2 separate regions of the Homo sapiens genome follow, and region 2 is linked to region 1. Evidence: chromatin loops called from intact Hi-C (ENCODE). Cell type or tissue: Calu3. All regions are shown on one strand.

The links. A loop is a pair of places that touch in the nucleus more often than their neighbours do. Peaks named below come from ENCODE experiments on the same cell type or tissue, not always from the same donor. Only the 100,000 strongest peaks of a DNase experiment are listed, where the experiment ranks them.
Region 2: a loop joins it to region 1, with 3.0 times the contacts of the local background. A loop is called at or near these places in 4 of 110 quality-filtered maps.

The regions. Positions count from the first base shown.
Region 1 is chr4:27,043,691-27,051,690 of GRCh38, forward strand. No RefSeq gene overlaps it. Among named protein-coding and RNA genes, the nearest start is that of LINC02261, 170 kb to the right of the region's middle. In Calu3, a CTCF peak has its summit at 4,769; no DNase peak of the experiment used is centred here.
Region 2 is chr4:27,097,701-27,105,700 of GRCh38, forward strand. No RefSeq gene overlaps it. Among named protein-coding and RNA genes, the nearest start is that of LINC02261, 120 kb to the right of the region's middle. RefSeq lists an enhancer at 3,842-4,342. In Calu3, no CTCF peak of the experiment used is centred here; DNase peaks (open chromatin) are centred at 3,211 and 3,571.

The sequences.
Region 1 (8,000 bases):
ACGTGAGACCATATTCCTTGAGAGAAGTGAACCACACAGTCACTGCAGCTTTCTGTCTGGTGCAGTTTATGGACTTTAGTGCAGGTAAGGAGGATATGGGTTTCTTACGGGTCCTTCACTCAGGGCTAGGAGGCAGATACACCGAGTGAGGCTTCATGAGGCTTAGCAGAGAGTGGCTTTTGATTGGCTAGGGGTTGTATGGTACTGTGAGACATTGGAGTTTTGGACAAACCAGATGGAATGTTTTCAGTGAATGCTTCAAACCTCATAAAGGCCACGTGCTAGGAGTAGGATCATGTTCTAGGGCACAGGTCAGAAAACTGTGGCCAAATCTGGCTTCTGGGCTTGATTTGTGCACCCCACAATCCAAGAATAATTCTGCATTTTAGAAGCAGCAGCATCAGGAGAAGGTGAAGGAAGAGGAGGAGTGGGGAAAGGAGAGGAAGAAGGAAAATGAGACAGAGACCATATTTGACTCACAAAGGCCAAAATATTTACTACCTGGTCCTATGCACACAATATTTGCCAACTCCTGCAATAATGTCCTGGACTAGGAATAAATGTAAAACAGAACCACCCTGAAAAAGGAATAAAACCAAGCCAGAGTAGGGGAACTTGGCACCAACTGACTGCTTTGCAGAACAAAACTAACATTCTTTAAAGAAGACAACATAATCTAGACTCTTCATAATGTATCACACCTAATGCCCAGCATACAATAAAAAATTTCTAGACATATAAGAAGTTAGAATTATGTTACTCATGATCAAGGGAACAAAACCCAGTTAATGGGAATAGAGTTTTATATGTTGTAAAGACTAAACTGAACTATAGAGTTCAGATGTTGTAAAGACTAAAATTTTAAGATTGCCATTACAAATATGTTCAGAGGTAAAAAGGAAAACATGGCCACAATAAGTGAACAGGTGGAAAACCTCAAATGGAAAACCTCAATAGAGCAATGAGCCTTATAAAAAGAAACAAATGAAAATTCTATAACCGAAAGGTATGCTGTTAGAAATGAAGACTTTACTGGAGGGGTTTGACAGCAGATTGGAGACTTCACAAGAAAAGGTACAGTGAACTTGAAGAGAAATCAATAAAAATTATCCCATCTGAAGAAGAAAGAGAAAAAAGTGGAAAGATGAAAACAATGAACAGAGACTTAGTGATCATGTGAGATTATTAAGTTGTCTAACATCCACATAATTGGGATTCAAGAAAAGGAGAAGGGAGGGAATGGGCAGAAAAAATATTTGAGAAAATAATACCTGAAAATTCCCAAAATTGGGTAGTAAAAAATTAATATTCATCCAAGACGCTCAGTAAATCCCAAACAAGATAAGTACAAAGAGAACTCCACTTAGAAAATCTTAAAAGAAGCCAAAGAAAAAAAGACCCAACACAGGAGAACAAAGATGCATATGACAAATGCCTTCTACTGGGAAGTAATGAGGGCCAGAAGACATATAAGAACTTCTTAAACTCATTGAAAGAAGAAGGAAAACTGTCAGCAAAGACAGGTGTTTTCATGCTAACTTTATCCAGCATGAATATCCTTCAAAAATTAGAATAAAATAGATTTTCAGATCCATTTTTAAAAAGCTGAAAAGATATGTTGCCAGCAGATCTACACTATGAGAAATGCTAACGGAAGTTCTTTAGCCTCCAAATAAATGACATTAGATGAAAACTCAGACCTACGGAAGTAAAGCAAAGACCAGAAATTTTAAATACATGGATAAATATAAAAAATACTGTTTTGTTCTCAATTTCTTTTTTTCTTTATCTTTTTAAAAATTGAGATCAATTGGAAGATGAAAAGTTATTTTATCCAGGGTCTTGTTATGTTGGCCAGGCTGGTCTTGAACTTCTGGCCTCAAGTGATCCTCCTGCCTTGGCCTCCCAAAGTGCTGGGATTAAAGGAATGAGCCACTGTGTCCAACCTTACTTCTCAACTTCTTTAAGAAACATGTAACACTTTGAAGCAAAGGTAATATTGCATTTCGAAATTTACAATATATGTTGAACAAAATATGACAATAGCTCAGGGGACAAAAATGAAACTATACTCTTGAAAGCACCTTGCACTTCACATGAAGTGGAATATTACTCTGTAGTGTGTAATAAGGTAAGGGTGAATGTTCTACTCACTAGAGTAGCTGCTATAAAAAATAAGACATAGCTAAAACCTCAATGGAAGACACAGAATATTAAAAATCTGGTTAATTCAAAAGAAAACAAGCAAGGAGAGATGGAGGAACAAGAACAAACAAAAAAGAATGGAAAGGCTGTGCGCGGTGGCTCATGTCTGTAATCCCAGCACTTTGGGAGGCTGGGAGTTCGAGACCAGCCTGGCCAACATGGTGAAACCCTGCCTCTACTAAAAATACAAAAACTAGCCAGGTGTGGTGGCACGTGCCTGTAATCCCAGCGACTTCGGAAGCTAAGGCAGGAGAATTGCTTAAACCTGGGGGGCGGAGGTTGCAGTGAGCTGAGATTACGCCACTGCACTCCAGCCTGGGTGACCGAACAAGACTCCATCTCAGAAAAAAGAAAAAAAAAAACAACTGGAAAAACACAAAACAAATAGCAAGATAATACAATTAAACCCAGTCATATTAATAATTACTTAAAGTGAACTGCCTAAACTCTTTATTCAAGAGGCAGAGAACTTCTGACCGAATAAAAATGTAAGACCCACAGTGTGTTGCCCATAAATGATGAAATGTAAGTATAAATACACATGTCAAAAAGGAGGGGGAAATTATGTATTACAAAATAGTAGGCATAAGAAAGCTGGTATGCTTATATCAATTTCACACAAAGTAGCCTTCAAGACAAAGATTGTTACTACATATAAAGAGGGACATTTCATATTGAGGAAAGGGTTAATTTACCAACAAAGCACACACATCCTAAATATGTTTATATAAGAAGTACATGATAACAGAGCTTCAAAATGCATGAAACAAAAGCTCATGCAATTAAGGCAAGAACCAGACAAATCCACAATTGCAAGAGTACATTTCAACACTCCTTTTTCATACATTGAAACAATGGAACAAGGAAGAGAAGGGCGAGTTGGGAAGCTGCACCTGCCTCACCTCTCTGACTGCTCATGCCCGTGAACCTTTCCCTCCCGATCTCTCCCATACACGTATTTGAAATGTCCTTCCTTAATCTGTTTATCAGAAGTATGTGGAATCAGATACAAAAGTTGTGATACTCATGTCATGGTTTTCTTTGTTCTGTGACAGTTATAACCCCTCAATTATTTAACCAAGAGGGAAAACGAGCTGGAGCACCTCAGTGCAAATTAGCTGAGAGTGCAAATCAATGGCAACCTCTCAACTTGCTTGGCACTGTGTTCCCTACCTGCAAAAATTTATTTACTCAATAGAGGCACATACAGAGCCTGGCATCACTTTGTACACATTTTTTTCTCTAAGTCTCTTTTGGTTATTTGACATTGTGGCCACTATTAGTTATGATTTTTTTTCCTGGTTCAATGATGTGATTATTTGAAAACATCAGAACAACAGCCCCTGTCTTCTTTGGCAATTTCTGTCTTTGACTTTATTTTAGTGCTTTCTTCTCCTTTCTTTCTCTCCCATTGTGTCTTCCATTAACTGGTGATGAACTCCTGGGGGAGATTTCTCAGGTGTAACCAGGGTAGAGAAAGGACTGGCCTAACCTACTGATGAATCAGCGTGTGAGTGGGGAAACCACTTACTGCATTTGCAGATAGATGGTGCACAGGCCGGGCATGGTGGCTCACGCCTGTAATCCCAGCACTTTGGGAGGCCGAGGTGGGCGCATCACCTGAGGTCAGGAGTTCGAGACCAGCCTGGCCAATGTGATGAAACCCCGTCTCTACTAAAAATACAAAAATTAGCCAGGTGTGCTGGCACGCGCCTGTAATCCCAACTGCTCGGGAGATTGAGTCAGGAGAATCACTTGAACCTGGGAGGCAGAGGTTGCAGTGAGCCAAGATCGCACCCTTGGACTCCAGCCTGGGTGACAAGAGTGAAACTCCATCTCAAAATAAATAACTAAATAAGTAATAATAATAATAATAATAATAATAATAATAATAATAATAAAAGACGGTGCACGGTTTCATTAAGCCTTACACTGCACAGCTGTATAAATTACAGAGGGCAGGACAGCTAAATCCAATGCTGTGTTCGAATCTTGTCTAGACTGGCATTTCAGTGTGGCACATAAGCACTTGACACATTTCTAAGCTGGTAACAGCCCCCTGGGTTCTCTCTTCCTTTCTCATTTGGTCAGTATTCACTGGCAATATTTTTTCTTCTATCCCAAAGATCACAAACTGGCTGTCACAAACTGGCTGTCTTTGAGCCAAAGCTGGTCCTCAGACATGTTTTATTCAGACCGCACAGCTAAATTTTTTAGAAGTTGCCAAATTAAAATATCTGGAGATTTCACACACATGTACACATTTTCAGCTTTCCTTAAACAAACAAACAACCAAAAACACGCAAAAAAAGGAAGGGCAATACTAAGACTGGGCTGCACATGCATTCAGGCTCTTGGCGGGCCTCGTGGAGATCTGAGTTTGCCCCTCTTTTTCTGGTTAACATGCCCCTCCTCAACGTCTCCGACGCCTCAGAGTTCAGGGATGTGAAGAAAAATTTTGAGATCTCTCATCTAAAGATTGCATTATTTGGAACTGTGAGTCTCCCTTCCCCATCGTTATCACATATACCAGCCAGCAAACCCTTTTATTACGCTGCTGATTTTACAACTGGGAAGACGGCAATCAGAAAAATAAAAAAGGGCTGTGGTTTCTCCCAGTTTCCTCTAGATGGCAGTATTGTATTGGTATTATTTCCAATACTCCCGATCCCAGCTGCTTTCAAAATGTTAATTATATAATTTTTCAGTGGGAATAATCTTTGTTTCTAAATTTATTACAGTATTTTTTCAATAATGTCAAATTTATCAGTAAGCAGGTAGAGTCCACAAAGCTGCAGTTTTAAGAGAACAGAACGACCGACTTTTTACCCCTCCTTGGAACTTCCCGAGTTAATGAGTAGAAACAGAACATATTGCAACGTATAATTGTCACGATTATGCGGGCTGTTCATTTAGCGTTTTCGTGTGCACATGCATTCAGCTGCCACATCTGCAGTGCACGTTGGAAAAATAGCCCCTTCTCTGTGCAGTTGGAAACATCGACTGTTTCTCATTTGGAGCAATTTCTTTATTTTGTTTTGTGGATAATGAATGTTACCCACAAATATGGGAAGCAAGGAAGCAGAAACACAGTTTGTATTACGAGGAGGCTCTTAGAGATATCCACATACACAAGTAGACAAATGTGAGCTGCGTGTCGGCCTCATACAAAAACAAAGCAGGTACTGTGAAAGGGAAGTTGTGTGTGTTAATGAGATTAATGGTTTCAGAACAAATCCGTTTCAGAGCAGCTAATTAAATATTTCGTTTTGAGTTATTTGGTGTAATTTTCTTTGGTACTCGACAAATACTAAGTATTTAATTTTATCTTCCAGCACAACCCATTAATATTTCACTGGTTGAATTCTTTGCTGTGGTGCTTTGGGTTTTGAAACACCTTTTGAGTACTGGTTAATCCACTTGACAGCCGAAGGTGAACAGGGACTCTGCAGTTCTCTGTTATGAAAGCCTGGTCAATTTCATCTTGGCCCCATCTAAGTAGGAGTTAAGTTTTGTGTTTTTATCACCTTGGTTCCATCCTAAAACGTTAGAGTTGGAAAAGCTCCACAAGGACCTCTCCCAGCCAGGGTTCAAGTGTTACAGTTGCTGCATAAACTTGCTCAGGGATGGGAATGTTGTGGTTGGCATTGTGTCAACGTAAAGATGGCCCCACTGAGGGGTAGGGCTAACCGTTGGGCCATTTTTCCCCATGGTGAGCCCAGCTCAGCGCAGCGGTGGGAAATGCAGTCAGGGAGGGGAACAGGGCTGTTCACGCAGAGGTCTGTGGGAAATTCTGAGGAGCTGATGTCCTTCTCAGCACAGCCCTCCAGGCAGGTGCTATGATTTCCTCAGAAATGGCACATGAGAGGAAACCTCTCTGCCTCGACTTAACCCAGGTGCAAAGTCTGCCATGACCTGGCCCTTCTATTATGAGAAAGACAGCCTTACTTCTACTGAACCCTGACTCCTTGTAGGTAAGTGCACATGATAGCAATAATTTAAGTGTACCCTGAGAAGGACTCTGTATGGCAGATGCACCTGAATGTGAGTTCTGGGCTAGGGAATCCAGGAGTGGCGAACTCGGAGATTTGTTCCATGTCTATCAGGAACATCTGAGCCCCTGGCCCACGCCATGGAACACGGGGATTCAGGCCCTGAGTTTTGGGTTGAGTGAGGATTGCCAGGTGGAGGTTGTTAGGGAGAAGGTGTTAAGTAGAAATGCTACGTGAACTGCGGGCTTTTTGCAAGGAGCTGTGGTTTTCCTGCCTAGCCGCCACCACTTTACTGTAGGGAAGGCCGATATCTTGCCCAGCCCACGGCCACTGGGCCCTCTCCCCTGTATGTAAGCCTCCAGTAAAATCTCATGGGCTGGGTGCGGTGGCTCACGCATGTAATCCCAGCACTTTGGGAGGCAGAGGCAGGCAGATCACTTGAGGTCAGGAGTTCGAGACCAGCCTTGCTAACATGGTAAAACTCCATCTCTACAAAAATACAAAAATTAGCTGGGCATGGTGGTGCACGCTTGTAATCCCAGCTACTCAGGAGGCTGCAGCAGGAGAATTGCTTGAACCTAGGAGGTGGAGGCTTCAGTGAGCCGAGAGGGCACCACTTGCTCCAGCCTGGGCAACAGAGGGAGATTCTGTCTCAAAAAACCCCCCCAAAATCTCATGTTTTGTTTGCTGGCGCTGGGTCTCCTCTCCAGCCTCTTGAATCTGGTACCTTCCCCACTAGAGTCAATAGGGTTTCAGTGCGACACTCCTCTCTACCCCTAAGTTAAATGCCCTGAATCTTAGATGGTTTTCCCATTGTTCCACTATGGCCATACCCCACTTCCCACAGCCTATATGGACTCTGGCCTGTGGTTCCAGTTGGGCGACACTCATATTAGATGTCTAGAAAAATCTCATTAAGTAACCTTTGCTCTCAGTCATCTCCCCTGTTAGCAAGAGCAGCCCAACATGGAGAAGCAGCCCAATCTTGTCACAGAGTCTCCTCCCTCACCCCTGACCAGGGATCATGCTGACCCATCCACACTGTTCCTGGCCCTTCCAGACGCCCTTCTCACCTCCTCCCCACCACCCTCCCCCTTCTGCATCCTTCAGGACCCATGTCGAATCTGTGTGTCTCTCACCAAGCCTACCTGGACACACCTCTGTCTCCATGACAGAATTTCTCCTCCCACTCAGTGCCTCCAGTGCCCAGCTCCACCCCATTAGCAATCATTCCAAAGATTTCCCTGATAGGCATGGGGCCTGGTGATCTTTTTGTCCAGGTTTTCATAGGCCTCAGCTCCAGGTAAATGGATTCTGAATTCAAGCAAATAAATATCCACATTCTTCTCTTTTTTTTTTTTTTTTTTTGAGACACAGTCTCACTTTATTGCCCAGGCTGGTGTGCAGTGGCGGGATCTCAGCTCAGTGCAACCTCCGCCTCTTGGGTTCAAGTGATTCTTATGCCTCAGCCTCCCAAGTAGCTGGGACTATAGGCACGTGCCACCACGCCTGGCTGATTTTTGTATTTTTAGTAGAGATGGTGTTTCACCATGTTGGCTAGGGTGGTGGAGCATTTAAAATTCTGACAATCTTTCTAGTTACAAGAAAAATTTGAAGACAAGTCACCTTTTATACATAGCATGTATTTTCAACACTATAGCCTTTGGCTAATGAGAACTTGTTATGGGAAGCACCAGATCTTTATTTCCACCTGGGGACAATCTCCTCTCACCTCAGGTCTGGAGGCCCCATGTGAAATCAAGCTCTCTTGTCAAAGTGCTCGCTGTGTAATCGGCAGAATTT
Region 2 (8,000 bases), 54 kb after region 1:
CCTCACAGCACTCAGAAGGAGGCAACCCTGCCAACATCTTGATCTTGGACTTGCAGCTTCCAGACTGTCAAATAATAAATTTCTGTGATTTTCAGCACCTGGTGTGTGGTACTTTGTTACAACAGCCCTAGAAAACGAATGCAGGAGAGTATTTAACCTTAGCCTTCACCCTATAAGGATGTGAGCAATGATTAAATGAGAAGATGTACAGGAAAGCCCCTTGCATGCAAGGCTTGCCATCTGGTAGGTGTTTATCAAATGTTAATGATTGTAAGGAAGGAACAAAGGAGAGAGGAAGGAGAGGATGGAGGAATGAGGAAGGAAACTCTTGATACGAAGCACCTGTTAGGTGCTGGAAACTTTATATATTGATCTTTAATTCTCAGTAACAACCATATTGTTGCTGAGAGACTGGGGCCCCTCAGAGGGACAGCCATTTGCAGAAGGTCATGGAGCTAGGAAGTGACATTAAACTGGGCCCATCTGACTCCAAAACCTGTGCTGTTTCCACACTGCTATGCTTGTTGTTAGGGCCAAGTATTATTTATCCTGCCATGATAAACCACATTCATTCATTCATTCATTCACTCATTCATTCACTTCCTCATCATTCAAGAGAGAAAAGGGGAAGGAGGCAGGTCCATTTCAATGAGCTGATGGCAGACTTGATTCCAAGAAGTCATGGTTTGACTTTCTAGAACAGCTGACATTAATTGTCCACAAGATTGTTTGCTGCTGGATGCCAGCGTGAGGCTGTCTAGGGAAAGCAGATCCCAGAAGCCAAACCAGGAGGACTTGGAGCAAAAAACGGGGCAAATCACGTTACTTTAGTTTCTTCCCTAAATAAATATGTCCACACTCTGTTTTAAAGGGCATTCACGGACGACTCAAAACCAGGTTTATTCCAGGCAGAATCCCTTCAGACCCCAAATCTGTCTTGGTTATTGGCCCATTCCTCATTTGGTATTTCCCCTCTTTGGGCCAGCCCCATCCTCATCCTTGTCATTCTTGCCTCTCCACATCCCCCTACTCCCATCCCATCCTGTCCCATCCTGTCCATCCCATCCCATCCCACCCCAGTTAAGTGAGACATTCACCTGGAGTTTGTCTCAGTTTCTGAAGTTATAGAGGTGAGCTAAAGAGGGAGCCCTGGAAGGCCCCAGGTTGTTGCAATACCATGGGATGTGCAAGTAGGCACTGGATGGGGTTATCCAGGAGGGCTTCCTAGAGGAGGGGATGACAAGCAATGGTATTGGAGAATGCAACAGGACAACCTTCCAGGCTCAGGGAACAGCATGCGCAAAGGCCTGATGCCCAAAATAGCAAGGCAAGTGCAGACAACTGGAAACAATTAGGAATTGGGCATAAAACGTAAGAGAAGGGAGTGAGAGAAGGCTGGAGGGTTAGCAAATTCCGGGTCACTAAGTGACCCTGGCATTTCAGAGCCGCCCTCCAAGGCACCCATTCTGCTCACCATTTCCAGAAGCCCCTCTCTGCTGTGCTTCCTGCAGCCCTCGACTCTCCTCCGCTTAACTTTCTGGGATCTAAAGGGGGCTCCTCTCTTCTCTCTGCTTTTACCAAATCATGCATTCCTTCACAGTGCAGTCATTCAGCTCATTGCTATGGAGTGTCTAGTCTCTACTAGGTCCTGCTCCAGCTCCTGGGTCCCAGTGGGGAAGAGTCATGGCACCAGTGGAGAGTGGTTTATGTGCTTCTTAGCTAAGGCATTTTAGAAATAAACAACAATTTAGTGGCAGGCTGGAGGGGAACTATTTGGGGATAGTCAGCCCCCCTCCTTGGAGCAGACTATGATGCGACGTGGCTGTCTGGGCACACAGCTGTTTGAGCCTCCTCCCTGTTCCCAACCTCTCTGGGCGTTCAACTTCTCTCATCTCAGTTCTTCTGTTGCCTTGGTAAGGCTCTTGGAGACACCTTTCTCGTGGCTGACACTGCCTGGAAACTTCAGGAGGACAGATACGTCCTGAGCACATCCTGCCTGGTTGGGCTTTATTGGTAACCTCAGTGTGGCCCTAATGGGAGGCCTCTTTGGGGCCAGTTCTGAATATCTTCGTGTTCACCGTGATCTCATTGGTGCCACTGAGCTCAGGCATTTCTCTTTTTTTATTCCTGAGCTTCCCCACATGTATCCCTGGGTGCATTCGTGTTGTAGGACTTCCATAACACACTGCTGCAAGCTGGGTGGCTTATAGCGACAGACATGTATTGTCTTACAGTTTTACAGGACTAAAGTCTGAAATCTAGATGTTGGCAGAGCCATCATTTCTCTGAAGTCTCTAGGGGAGAATCCTTCCTTGGCTCTTCTAGCTTCTTGTGGTTGCAGGCAGTCCTTGGCATTTGTTGGTTGTGGCAGCGTCCCTCCAGTCTCTGCTGCCGTCTTCACACGGTCTTTCCCCCTGTATGTCTGTGTGTCTCCCATTCCCTCTCCTTGCAAGGATACCAGTCATTGGATTTAAGGCCCATTCTAAGCCAGGAGGGGTTTATCTTAATTTGATTACATCTCTAAAGACCCTGTTTCCAAATAAGGTCACATTCACAAGTACCAGGGATTCAGACTTCAGCACATATTTTGGGGAATACGATTGACTCCACAATACTGGATGTGAGAAGCAAAGCTTTTCCTTTGGAGCATGTTAAGCCTGACTTCCACTTATCATATAAGAAGCAGGGCCCCAAGTTTCTCCCAGCACTTCTAAAGCTAGAAGGCTTGTTCTGTCAGGGAGAGCTTGGTCCATGACATCAGGTAGACAGTCAGTGGGTGCTGAAGTCTAGACAGAAATGAAAATGGATCTGCTGAATTCCAGAATGTGGAGAAAGACACAGAGAGAAAGAGAGAGAGACAGAGAGACAGAGAGAGAGAGACAGAGAGACAGAGAGAGACAGACAGAGATACAGAGAGAGAGAGAGAGACAGAGAGAGACAGAGAGAGAGAGAGACTGTCTCTAGCTATTGTTCCCACTCCTTTTTTGCAGATCCTTGCTACAGTTTGCTGGTGAGTGGGGTGGGGCACCTGATGCTGGGTTTAACGATCTATTCCCATTCCTGAGTGTTTAGCTCTGTTCTGTGTAACAGTCCGTTCTTATTTTACCATTTAGTTCCCAGTGGCTCCTCAAGGTGTAAGGTAACACGGTAAGGCTTGGTCAGCAGGTCTAGGTGTGGCAGCCTGTTTCCCAACTGCAGATCAGCTTAGGGGAAGCAGAAATTTCTCTGCACTGAGTCAGGACCAAAAGCAGAACATCACAGCTACCAAGTGCAGCCGATCAGACGTGCCTAGGAAAGCGATGATGCCCATCGATTGGTGTGAACTTTCTAGAAACGTCTAGGAAACAGGTGGGGTTGCGTCTGTGGTCTGAAGCGAAATATTTGTGCTCCTCTGAGTCAGGTGTTTATCAGATCTTTTCCATAAAACAAACCTTGTTTGTTTTGAAGCAGTTATCTTTTGAGTGCCTTTCTCTAAACAGATTTCTAGTCATTACGTATTCAGTTGAGAACGGCAATTTCTCTTACCATTTCTCCTGAGCACGGCAGGCCAGTCGTATGTGGAGGGGGGGCATGCAAGTCTGACTCGCCCTTACATCAGTAGCAGCGGCTGATGGGTGAGGAAACGAGCACGTTTTCTCTTAGGGAAACAGTGTTTTAATGTGGCTCCAGTAGGCACTGTCCAGAACTCTCTTTTCCCACCCAGGCTGGCGTGTTCTCCACCAGAGCACTTAGGAGACGTGCTGAGATGTTAAGTACTGAGGGGTGAGGGATGTTTTTGTTGCTGTGCTCGGCAAAGCCGACTGCTTTTTACAAACACATTAAACATTAATATCTACAGAATGGGCAGTTTTATAGTGCACAAGCAAGAGTTTCTTGGACACGGATTTATTTATTTTTTATTAATGTAACCTTAGTATGCCGCATATTTCTTGCAGAGCTCCAGATCTCAAAGGCCTTCGCTGGACCCAGTGAATACTTTATGATTCCATTTAAGACCAAGGGAACCAATAAACTCACCCCAATTTACATTTCAGTGGAGTCTCATAAGTAATGCATGCCTGCATACTGCTGGCCCTCAACTGTCTCCCGGACTGCCTTTAATACCTCATCACACGCGTGACCTTTTCAGGAGGCTGAGAACAGAGGAGTGTTCTCTTCAAACTGTTTTCTTTTTCTTGCCTCAACACGTGAAACCTCTGTCTGTGGCCATGAATAGATAATCCTAAGGAGCTGGTGGCTGGGAGGTCTTGTGCCCTCTTCCCTCTCTCGCCCTTCCTGAGCCCCTCAGGCCCATGGTTTCAGACACCACCTCTAAGCCCTGCCTTTGAGAAGCGTACCTGCAGCCCTGAGCCAGCAGGCCAGCTCTAGGCCTGAATTCCCACTGCTTTTATTCTAGAGGGTTGTACAGTTTTTGTTTCAAAACTAATTTTTCTCTAACAGAATCCCTAAGCCACTCCCCAGGATGATTTCTTGGTTTCTGTCTCATGGCGACTGTGCTCCATCAGTGGGCATGGGAAGCTCAGGGCTGTCCTGCACAGTGCCTCTTCGACTCATCCTTCCCCACTCCTGGACCTGGGAGCTGCTCACACTTGGCAATCCTTCCAGCATACCTCCTCCCCGGCAGCCAGTGCTGTCTTTAAATGGAGTGAAGTGGATCATACTACTCCCCTGCCCAGAATCTTCCAGTGGTTCCCAATCCTCTAACTTCTGCCCAGGTTTCCAGTCTATTGGCCTGACCTGTGAATTTCAGACTTGCCAGCTCCCACAATTGTATGTGCCAACTCCTTAAAATATAACTCTTTATATCTACATATACATGCACACACACATGCATACACATATGCCTGCATATACATATACATATGTATATAGGCTTATATATGTACTGTACATGTGTATCTACATAGATCTGTGCATATATGTATGTGTGTATCATATCTATCAATCTATCAGTCTATCTGTCTATCTATTTATCTATCTAATTTCCTATTGGTTCTGTTTTTCTGGAGAATCCTGACTGATATGGAATTTGGAGTCCCCTTTACTAACCATCTGGTATACATACCATTCTCTCACATTGTTGTCTGTGACATCTACAAATTATTTAGCACGCCTCCTATAAAAAGGTGGAATCCAATTTTCCACTTCTTGAATATGGACTGGCTTTAGTGACTCACCTCTAGGAAGAGAATGCAATGGAAGTGGTGCTGGAGGACCCCTGAGTCTAGATTAGAAGATGCAAGGTAGTGCCAGCCTGCCACTCATGCCCCCTTTCTGTCCCTGTCTCTCATCTATCTTAGGATGTTTGCGCTTGGGATTTACCCACCATATTGTGAGGAAGCCTATACTACATGGAGAGGCCATGTGATGTTCCAGCCAACAGTACCGTGTCAGATGCCAGCTGCCAGCCAGCATCAACTCCAGACAGGTGAGAGAAAAAGGCTCCAGATGGTTCCAGCCTCTAACCTCAGAGCTGCTCCAGAGATGCTGAGTAGAGCTGAGATGGGCTGTCCCCACTCAGCCCCGCCCAACCTGCAGAATCGAGACAAAAAACAAAGGATGATGATTATTAAAACCCACTCTTTGGTGGTTGATATTTATATAATAATAGATAGCAGGAACATTCTCTCTCCTTTTATACTGCTAGCTTTTTAAAAAATTTTCATATCACTATTTGGAATTATGCATCAGCTTGTTTATTATCTGTCTTTTCCATTAAATATAAGTTCCACGAGGGAAGAAATTTTTTCTATCCTATCTATTATTTTACCCTAGTGCCTATAAGAGCACTTGGCACATCGAAGGCACCCAGTAAATATTTCTCAATGAGTAATCCTCCTGAATCTACTGAATTATACTTTCTTATTTTCTTTCTTCCCTGTCTTCCTTTCTTCCTGCTCTACCTCAATCTTTCTTTTTCTTTCAACTTCCTTTAGTTCTTTCTTTCTTATTATTTCCCTTGCTTGTTCCTTCAAAAAATTTTAATACTTTTTAATCACTTAAGTTTCACATAAATACATTTTTATTGTAAATAATTAAAATACTTCAGGTAAAATCAAATCCTTCTTGGCCAGGTGTGGTGGCTCACGCCTGTGATCCCAGCACTTTGGGAGGCCGAGGCAGGCAGATCACCTGAGGTCTGGAATTTGAGACTAGGCTGGCTAACATGGTGAAACCCTGTTTCTACTAAAAATACAAAAAATTAGCTGGGCGTGGTGGTGCACACCTGTAATCCCAGGTACTCAGGAGGCTGAGGCAAGAGAATTGCTTGAACTGGGGAGTCAGAGGTTGCAGTGAGCCAAGATCATGCCTTGCACTCCAGCTTGGGCAACAAGAGTGAAACTCCGTCTCAAAAAAAAAAAAATCAAATCCTTCTTTACTCACAATGCACCCCCAAGCCTGGCCCTCCTTTCCCTTCACCTCATTTCTTCCTCACTTTGCCTCCGTGGTCCAGATTGATCTGGAAGAGATGAGTCCCTTCTGACCTCACTACCACTACTGCAGCCTCCTAGCCTACCCCTCTGCTGCTGGAGCCTCCTTCTTCTGACACTTCCTTCATCTTGCCAGATTAATTGTCCCCAACCTCTACTTTGAGGGAAACATGCCCCTAAAACTCTCCAAGGCTCTCTATTACCTAGAGATCAGGGTGCAAACTCTATAACCTGGAGTTCAGACTTCCATGATCTATCTGAGCTGTTTCTAGGCTTTCGGTTCTTCTCCTCTTCCTTTGTGAATCATCGGTTCTAGCTACAAGGGTTTCCCCCCACCTCAGGGCGGCTCTGGTTTTCCCATGGCTACCTTTTTGCAGAGACTTGAAGAGTAGAGTCTGCATGTTTTCAACACTTTGCCAATTTAATCCACCTTTTCAGATGCTATCTGTTTGCCAAGTCCTCTGGGGATGGTCCCTGCCTCTTCTTGGAAGAGACCTCTCTTCTGTGGGCTTTAACTGCTCACTGCCTTCTCTCTGCTGTTGTCTTTTGTGGGTGCACCTTGGCTTTCTGTGTGTCCATTATCCTTCGTGGGAATTCAGGCTCGTTTGAGAATAAGGACCGTACTGTGTCTGTTTCATGTGCTTAGAGAGCAAGGACAATGAAGAGGCTTCTAGAAGGTTCTGCCATTGCTTCTATGGTTTCACACAGCTGCCCTAGAGAAAGCACATATTTGATGCCATCAGGGCTCATGTATTTGTTTCCTGGAAGTTGTCACAGTGGCCAGGTGGATCATAAGAGTTAGCAGATCAGTAGGTTTCTTCAATAAATTCAACAAATATTTATGGAGCACCTGCTATGTGGCAGGCACTGTACTTTGGAGAGGGCTAGGGATGGCATAGCGAACAAAGCAGACACCTAGCTCTTGTCCTCCTTGCATTTATAGTCTAGTAGGAGAGACAGGTAGATAACTTCCAAGTAAACCATCATAACTCAACATGGTCAAGGTGATGTTTGAGATGAGCCAGGAGACTCTGATCACATAAAAGGAACATGGACTTAGCTTTGGGGAGATAGGGAAAGCTTCCCTAGAAAAAGGATCCTTAAAGATGAGATCTGGGCAGGACGCAGTGGCTTGTGCCTCTAATCCCAGCACTTTGGGAGGCCGTGGTGAGTGGTTCACTTAAGATCAGGAGTTCGAGACCAGCCTGGCCAACACGGTGAAACCCCGTCTCTACTAGAAATACAAAAATTAGTCAGGCATGGTTGCACACACATGTAATCCCAGCTATTCAGGAAGTTGAGGCAAGAGAATTGCTTGAACCCAGAGTGCAGAGGTTGCAGTGAGCGGAGATCATGCTTCCAGCCTGGATGACAGAGCAAGACTCTGTCTCACAAAAAAAAAAAAAAAAAAGAAGAAGTTGAATCTCTAAATAGACCAATAACAGGCTCTGAAATTGAGGCAATAATTAATAGTCTACCAACCAAAAAAAGTCCAGGACCAGATGGATTCACAGCTGAATTCTACCAGACGTACAAAGAGGAGCTGATACCATTCCTTCTGAAATTATT